2 separate regions of the Homo sapiens genome follow, and region 1 is linked to region 2. Evidence: chromatin loops called from intact Hi-C (ENCODE). Cell type or tissue: ascending aorta. All regions are shown on one strand. Region 1 has its middle 140 kb from the start of CELF2-DT. Region 2 has its middle 150 kb from the start of LINC00710.

Evidence for each region. Hi-C counts contacts between places; a loop is a spot of excess contacts. Peaks named below come from ENCODE experiments on the same cell type or tissue, not always from the same donor. Only the 100,000 strongest peaks of a DNase experiment are listed, where the experiment ranks them.
Region 1: a loop joins it to region 2, with 3 times the contacts of the local background. A loop is called at or near these places in 1 of 110 quality-filtered maps.

The regions. Positions count from the first base shown.
Region 1 is chr10:10,603,974-10,607,973 of GRCh38, forward strand. It overlaps a transcript of CELF2 not described here. Among named protein-coding and RNA genes, the nearest start is that of CELF2-DT, 140 kb to the left of the region's middle. In ascending aorta, no CTCF peak of the experiment used is centred here; a DNase peak (open chromatin) is centred at 1,908; H3K27ac peaks cover 2,331 bases.
Region 2 is chr10:10,796,571-10,800,570 of GRCh38, forward strand. It overlaps a transcript of CELF2 not described here. Among named protein-coding and RNA genes, the nearest start is that of LINC00710, 150 kb to the right of the region's middle. RefSeq lists enhancers at 1,305-1,999, 2,000-2,693. In ascending aorta, a CTCF peak has its summit at 1,635; DNase peaks (open chromatin) are centred at 5, 1,112, 2,119 and 2,368; H3K4me3 peaks cover 4,000 bases; H3K27ac peaks cover 4,000 bases.

The DNA.
Region 1 (4,000 bases), 190 kb before region 2:
CAAGGTTGGAGGATCACTTGAGGTCAGCAGTTCGAGACCAGCCTAGCCAACAACAACAAAACCCATTCTCTACTAATAATACAAAAAATTGCCAGGTATAGTGGTGGGTGCCTGTAGTCCCCACTACTAGGGAGGCTGAGGCACAAGAATCGCTTGAACCTGGGAGGTGGAGGTTGCAGTGAGCCATGATTTCACTACTGTGCTCCAACCTGGGCTACAGAGTGAAACTGTCTCAGACACAAACAAAAAAAGATTTACAAACAATAACTCATTCTTAGAACACAAATTAGCTTAAGATACGATAGATTTCGCATTGTTGCTGTGGTTCACTGGGAATTAATGAATCAAAGGTTCTAGTCAAAAAGAAGTTTGATATCCACAAAGGATTGACCAAAAGGATAAAACAAGTTGAAATCATCAGGTTCTATGGTTTTATCTCCTGGAGAAAGAGTAAAATGAATCTCTAAGTTTCCTCATGGTAGTAGTCGAAGTAATAATTCTCAGAATCATTGTATAGGCTATGGTGAGTAAGCCAAGAGACCAACATGAGTTTGTTGAAATAAACATGTTGCTCAACATGAGTACTTAGGAAAATAAAATGTATTGAATTTACTTAGCTGTTTTTCCTACAAGAAGCTATTCCCATAGATTTTGCTAGAATTACCTACCTGTTCTAGCCAGCATCTAATCAGTGAGCAGCCCAGAGTCTCAATCAGATAATGGGAAAAAGCAGTCAAATAAGCATGTCTTACTTCTTCATTATTAATACAAACATTTTGTCCAAGTTAATTATTTATGTGAATAACTTAATCCTTATATGAAAATTGAAATACTTTTGATGTCTGTTCTTTGAATATGTATATTCCATCTCACCATTTTATTTCTATCTTCTTAAAAATAGTTACAAATAAAAATGCATAACTCTGACCCAACAATCCCATTACTGGGTACATACCCAAAGGAACGTGAATCATTCTATTATAAAGATAGATGCACATTTATGTTCATCGCAGCACTATTCACAATAGCAAAGACATGGAATCAACCCAAATGCCCATCAACGATAGACTGGATAAAGAAAATGTGGTACATATACACCATGGAATACTATGCAGCCATTAAAAAGAATGAGATCATGTCCTTTGCAAGGACATGGATGAAGCTGGAAGGCGTTATCCTCAGCAAACTGATGCAGGAAAAGAAAACCAAACACCACATATTCTCACATATAAGTGGGAGCTGAACAATGAGAACACATGGACACAGGGAGGGGAACAACACACACTGAGGCTTGTCGGGGGGTGGGGTTCGGGGAGGGAGAGCATTAGGGAAAGGACCTAATGGATGCTGGGCTTAATACCTAGGTGATGGGTTGATATGTGCAGCAAAGCACCTTGGTACACGTTTACATATGTAACAAACCTGTACATCCTGCACGAGTACCCTGAAACTTAAAAATGTGAAGTAATAAAAACATAACTCCTACTATCCAATAAGGCTGTAGATTTTCCATACTGTCAAGAAAACCTCTGTCGTTATAGCTGAATACAAATACGATTACTCTTTTGGTTGACTTATTGGGCAAATCAGAGTGCGTGGTTGAACCTGTGGTTTACCACATAGTCAAACGTGAAATCAGCTTAGAGCATTGACTGGGCCTCGCCCTGGCCAATTTGATCCCATTGTATATGCATGCTTAAGCTGAGAAGAGTCCAGGAAATGAAGATCATGTGTGTTTGCGCAAATATTCTGTGAAACCCTGGGCAACAACAGAGGGTCACATCCATCCTGTGAGAAACAGCAAAGTCATATATGCCCAGTGCCAGGCATGCTTTTGGGAGGCTTCGTTTAATCAGTCCAAAAAACTTAGTTCAGAAAGCAAATACAATGAGTTATTTGGAACTGCGATAGGGCCTAGGAAATTGCTGGTCTGTAATCACGAGCCAAGAAGCATTTGCATCATGTGCCTGTAATGTATGATCTATGCTGAATGTTCTGCCAACATTTTCAGGGCGATAAGTCATTTTACAACCCTGAATGTGACTCAGAACGTTGGAAAGCACTGGTGTTTTGTTTTGTTCTGTGTTCCTCCCCATTCCTTTCTGTCCCAACCCTTCGGTCTCCATTAATCCAAGTAAATATGGCCTTGGTTTTCAGAGGTAAACAAAGGGGTAGAAGGATTCAGTGACTGCCTCCTGTAAGTCCTAACTGCAAGTTAGAAACACATTTAATGGAATATGTGCAGCATGAAGATATCTGTGTTTTACTCAAAAAAACGTGATTGAGGAGACTTGGCCAATTTCAGTCTTCCAGGAGACCTTAGAAGGATTTAGGCTGTAATGGAAAATTCACTGGACAGAGAATAAGAGACCTAAATCTTAATCGCAGTCCTGAAACTAAAGACAATTACATAAATTCCTTGAGAATTAACTTAAATTTAATTAATTAAATTAAAGTGGTGGGGCTGACTCATGGTTAGTCGAGGACTAGCTTTAAATTGAATATGGCTTACTAGTGATAAACTGAGGAGAGGCAGGCACCACTGCCACTCTCAAGGCCCTTAGCACATATTTTCACAAGTTACCAGTAGCTGTTATGGTCACAAAACTAGAAAATTAACTAGCATTGTATGGGATTCAAATCAGCAAACTTGGTTCTTTGTAACATGTTCTAACCAACTGAGATTTTTGCGAAACATATTATATTGGTCCCTTTATGAGTTGTACCTTAAAGTTCTCTGGAGTCACTAGAGTAAAATTAGAATATTAAAATAATAATTGTATAAAATTGGATGGGCCAACTACAAAAAAAAGCAATTTCTTAAAGGGTCTGGGAAAGTCTCCTTTCTCATTTATCTTGAAAAGTATGGTTTTCTAGAAAGATGTAACGACTCAAAGATGGCAGATTAGGACTTAGACTAGATATGTTAAGAACTAACTGTGTACCCTGTGTACCCTGGGGTAAGGTTACCCTCACCTCATTCTGAAGTTCTTTCTAGAACTTAACAATTCTATGGCTATTTTAATTAAAGAAAAAAACAAAGAAAAATATTGCTGAGACCTTTAAACATCATCGTGGTGTTATGTGCTCTCCATAAATATTCAAAAGCTATTTAATGCTAATAGCTGATCCTTGACCAAGAGCAATTTTGTTTCCTTACTCAGTTTATAACCTCAGTAATACTCCTAACACTGAAATATTCAACGAAGATTCCACATCAGCCAACCACTTGAAATGAATAATGTAACTGCTCTTTGGTGCACCTCATCATGTGGTTTTTGTTCAGGAATTTCATTTTTCACAGTGTTACATTTTATTTATGTAAAGAAAATGTTAAAAAAAAATAGGAAACAGCAGCAAAATGAGCTACCTGACAGCCTAACAAAACGCCTGCCATAGGAATTGTGACTCCCATTTGTAACTTGTAGGTTCAAACTACCAGTAGTTGAAATTACAGGTTTATTCTTTGATAGATCTCAAAGCCAAGTGTGTATAGAAACCCATTCTAAAAAAGCAGCAGGTGTTTTTCATTCATCCTGATTTCCCCCAAAACACAATGGTATCAAAAGAAAAATACTGTAAGAAAGGGATGGGAGGGGATTAGTTACTTTTTCTCTGTGAATTTTAGAACAAGGTCATTAGGTAAATATTCTTCTTCAAATGCAAGACTTCAGGAGAGAAATAGAAAATGTAAAATCCTTCAAAACTAGTGAGTGAATCATTTTCAATTAGATTCAGCGTTTGCCCAAGATCACTAAAAATGAGAATCCAGGCATTAAAGCAATACATGACTCTGTTTTGGGGGGATGTCTCCAAACAAAACTTCTAAGTATCAGGCTGGGCATGGTGGCTCAGGCCTGTAATCCCAGCACTTTGGGAGGCAGAGGCAGGAGAATCACTTGAACCCAGGAGGTGGGAGGTGGCAGGTGGATCACCTGAGGTCAGGAGTTTGAGACCAGCCTGACCAACATGGTAAAACTCTGTCTCTTCTAAAACTACA
Region 2 (4,000 bases):
TCCCCAGACCTGAATCTCCCTGGTGCCGTGGGCTAAGGATGAGGATGATGTCATTATAGTTGCGGACACTATTTCATTATAATCTTTTGCTACTCTCTTGCTAACTTTCTAAAGGGAAAAACATTTCATTAATTATCAAAGCACCCGGAACCCTTTGGAGGTACACTCCGTATAAAAGCTATTATTATCACCCACATTTGGTGAAGTACTTGGAGATTAAAAGTGTTATGTAAATGTTTGCACATGATTACGCTGTGGTCTGAGATTCACAGTGGGATAACACAGCCCAGGAAGAAGCTTGAAGTCCCAGAAAGGCAATGATTTTTGTACGAGGTATGAAATTCTCTTTTAATTTTAGTCTAGAGACAGTTGCACTTCTGAAGAAAGTCATTCACAGCCATTAGGGAAAGTATCCATGACTGCTAAAGAGAAAACAAATCTAAACAGAGGGTTAGCTGCATATGTTAAGATCCACGGGTCCATGGAGAACAGGCTGGTAAGAAAGGGATTTACAATGCTGGGATAGGCGTTTGGAGTGGCAAAAACTTCCTGACAGTAAAAGTAGCCTGCTTCCAAAACCTGTGGGAGCATCTTCCCCCCAGGAAAGAACAGAGATTCTCTTTCTTAGAAGGCTCTGCTTGAAGGGAAGAAGTTGGGACCCTTCCTCCGGGCTGATGCTTTCAAGTAACAAGGACATGACAAAGCACTGAATCACAATATGTTTTCTTTCAGTCTTCCCTCTTCCTTCTCAGGGAAGTCTCTGGCTGGTGCAGGTATGTTCTTAACACTCTTAACATTGCGTAAACTCTCTTTGCAACAAAGAGAAAAAAAAAAAAGACCTAAATCAGAGCCTTTAGCTGGTCTCAGTGTCTGGGCATAATAATAATTGTTTTATTTTAGTTATTCCCTGCATTTGCCTTCTACCAAAGACCAGTGAAGCTGATTTTCCATTTATGGGAATGACTTTAAAAATCCCTTTTAAAAATAAGCGTAAGAAAAAGAGGAATTTAATATAAAGAAAGACTATCAAGTAAAGCTCATGTTGCAGGCAGCTGCAGCAGAAATCTTGACGGGCTGGCCAGCCATGGTCCGGAAGCCACTGGACCAGATGATTTCAAGGTCGGCTACTTCCAGGATCCTGAGGGCAGGAGGAAGAGCTTCAGCTGCGGAGGTCTTAGTTCAAACCAGGACCCTCCAAGCATAGAAGCCTCTGCTTAAGAGGCAGTGCTTATGAAAATAAGAAATCAGTACAGTCCCGAAGAACCCATACGGGGCGAAGGGATAAGGAGACAAACTATGAACAAACAGTACAGGAAAACAATACTGCCTGGATATCTTAAAACATCTCTCATGCACAATTTCAAACGAGTATTGGAAGGATGTTTGGTTTTCAGTAAATGACAAGATACACAAGGTGGGGGGCGAGTAGGGGGTAGCCTATACCCTTTTCTCTTTATGTTTAAAGAGATTCTGCATTTCCTCCTTCATGTTATTTAAAAACACAAGAAAGCCAGCAAAGGGTGGGGGAGCAGTGTAGCAAAAAATCCCTGCCAGAAAACACACAGTAAAGTCTAGCTTGTTTGCAGTCCTGTTCCAAATTATTTTTAAAAAACAAATCCCAGCAGTAAAGTAGTTACAGCCTCTGAGGGTAGCTCTAAGCCCAGTGTCAGAGTCCCAGAGCCTAAGCCACGAAAAAAGGAGGAAAGAAACCTAACCAGTCTCCTGCCAGGAATAAGAAAAGCAAAATCTCCGAGGCAGGAGAAATACCCCCAAGGAGGGGAAGGCTGCAGCTTGCAGTAATCTGCGAATGATTGCTGGTAAAGTCCAGAGGCTTCAGGCTTGATCTGTGTTTGTTCCCAAAGAAAGCCAAGGAGGACGGTGTTAATAAAGAGAGATTTAAGTGAGAGCTGTGCTTGGAATAAAGTGGGCTACAAAAAGGTCAAATTTGATCAGTTGGAGCAGATTACCGGGGCTTTAAAAGGTGGTGTGGAGCTGGGAGCCGGGTGTGGGACGGAGGAGAGCGCAGGATTGATTTGCGGGGTGGAGAGAAGTCAGGAAAAGTGCGTGTCAGCCCGGGAAGGAGGGAGCCGCGGGGCGCCAGGGCCCGGCCTGGGTCCAGAATCCTCCGTCTGTTCCCCAGCACCCCATCCCCGCCTCCTCCTCTCCGGACTCGCCCTCAGCCGGCTCCTAGACAATGGTTTCCTTGGTCTCTGACTTGGATCCTCTGAAAAACTGGAAAGTTTTAAGGTAGGCCTGCTTTGCTTTCTCTTGCATCCTGGTTTGAGTTCATAGCCAAGGCCCTGCTCCCGCCCCACACCTGTGCAGAAGTGGTTGGGGTTGCTTGAAATGCACCTTGTGGGGTTCAGGGATGCGCAGATCTGCTAGTGGGAAGACTGTTCGGAGGCAGAGGTGTAAGGAGTGGCCTGTGAACGTGAGGTCCTCCAATTTCACCCCAGGGGGGAGGTCGGGAAGCCTTGGCAATGAGGGAGGACAGTCTTATTTAAATGACACCAGCTGACTCGCTGGAAGGAATCCTCATATTGAATTTTTGGGCTTCAGGGGGGCATTAAAGGTGTGAGGTGGAATGTGGTCAACTTTCTGGGACTTCAGATAGAAGAGCGAAATTTGGCCAGGTGCGGAGGCTCACATCTATAATCCCGCACTTTGGGACGCCAAGGTGGATGGATCCCTTTGAGGTCAGGAGTTCGAGACCAGCCTGGCCAACATGGCAAAACCACCCCTGTCTCTACTAAAAATACAGAAATTAGCCAGGTGTGGTGGTGGGTGCCTGTAGTCCCTGCTACTTGGGAGGCTGAGTCAGAAAAATCGCTTAAACTTAGGAGGTGGAGGTTGCAGTGAGCAGAGATCACACCAGTGCACTCCAGCCTGTGCAACAGAGTAAGAATCCATCTCAAAAAATTTAAAAAAAGAGTAAAGAAAGGAAAAGCGAACTTTTCCAGAAAGCCTTATTAGGGCCCTTGAAGGGTCAAGGGAAACTTGGTTTCCTCCTCTGACCTCTCCCCTACCCCCACCCCCACCCCCAGGCCTCAGCTTATGGTGAAACTGAATGGGCAGAATGTATGACATAAAGTCTTTCTCTGAATGCTCCTAAAAAAGTGCACTCTGACCTCCTCATCTCTCAGAGGCCCAGAAAAATTAGAACACAAGGAGCTAGAAAGGGCAGAGTTCATGCATCCTGTCTAAGCTGACTACCTTGGCAGAGTTAATTCTTGGGCTTCACTGACTGTAAATGGTATTTCCTAGCAAATGCGTTTTTGGCAATTTTTGAAATATGAAAATGTTCAATTGAGGGATTTTTGTTAAAAGTGGTTCTGCACAGTGTCATGTCTTCCAAATACCTTCCCCAAAACATGGCTTCATAGGAGCTAGACCAGAACCCAAACAGGAAATACAAATGAGGAGAAATGTGCGGACGTTACTGGAACTTCTTTTTCCTGACATTTGTGTTGTATTAATTTGCTAAGTTTTTATTTCCTATTCATGACTCTGTCTTCATGTTTGTCTGATTTTGTTATTTTTAAGAACAAGATTATAGAAAAGAGCAAATTTAAAAATTGCCAATACCCATCTTAATTATTTTCTTTTTAAAAAGTACTGCATGTCATATTCTAGAACTTTCCACGGATGCTTTTTGCACATCAGGTAGTATGTGCTATTTTATAATCTGCTGTTTCCAGCTAACATATCAAACGTGTTTTCATGTTTCTGCCTAACTTTCATAACCGCCATTTTAATGGCTAAATAAAGCACCGTAATATTAATGTACATTTTTTTTTTGAGATGCAGTTTCACTCTTGTTGCCCAGGCTGGAGTGCAGTGGCATGATCTCTGCTCACTGCAACCTCCACCTCCCGGGTTCAAGCAATTCTTCTGCCTCAGCCTCCCAGATAGCTGGGATTACAGGTGCCTACCACCATACCTGGCTAATTTTTTCTATTTTTAGTAGAGACAGAGTTTCACCATGTTTCCCAGACTGGTC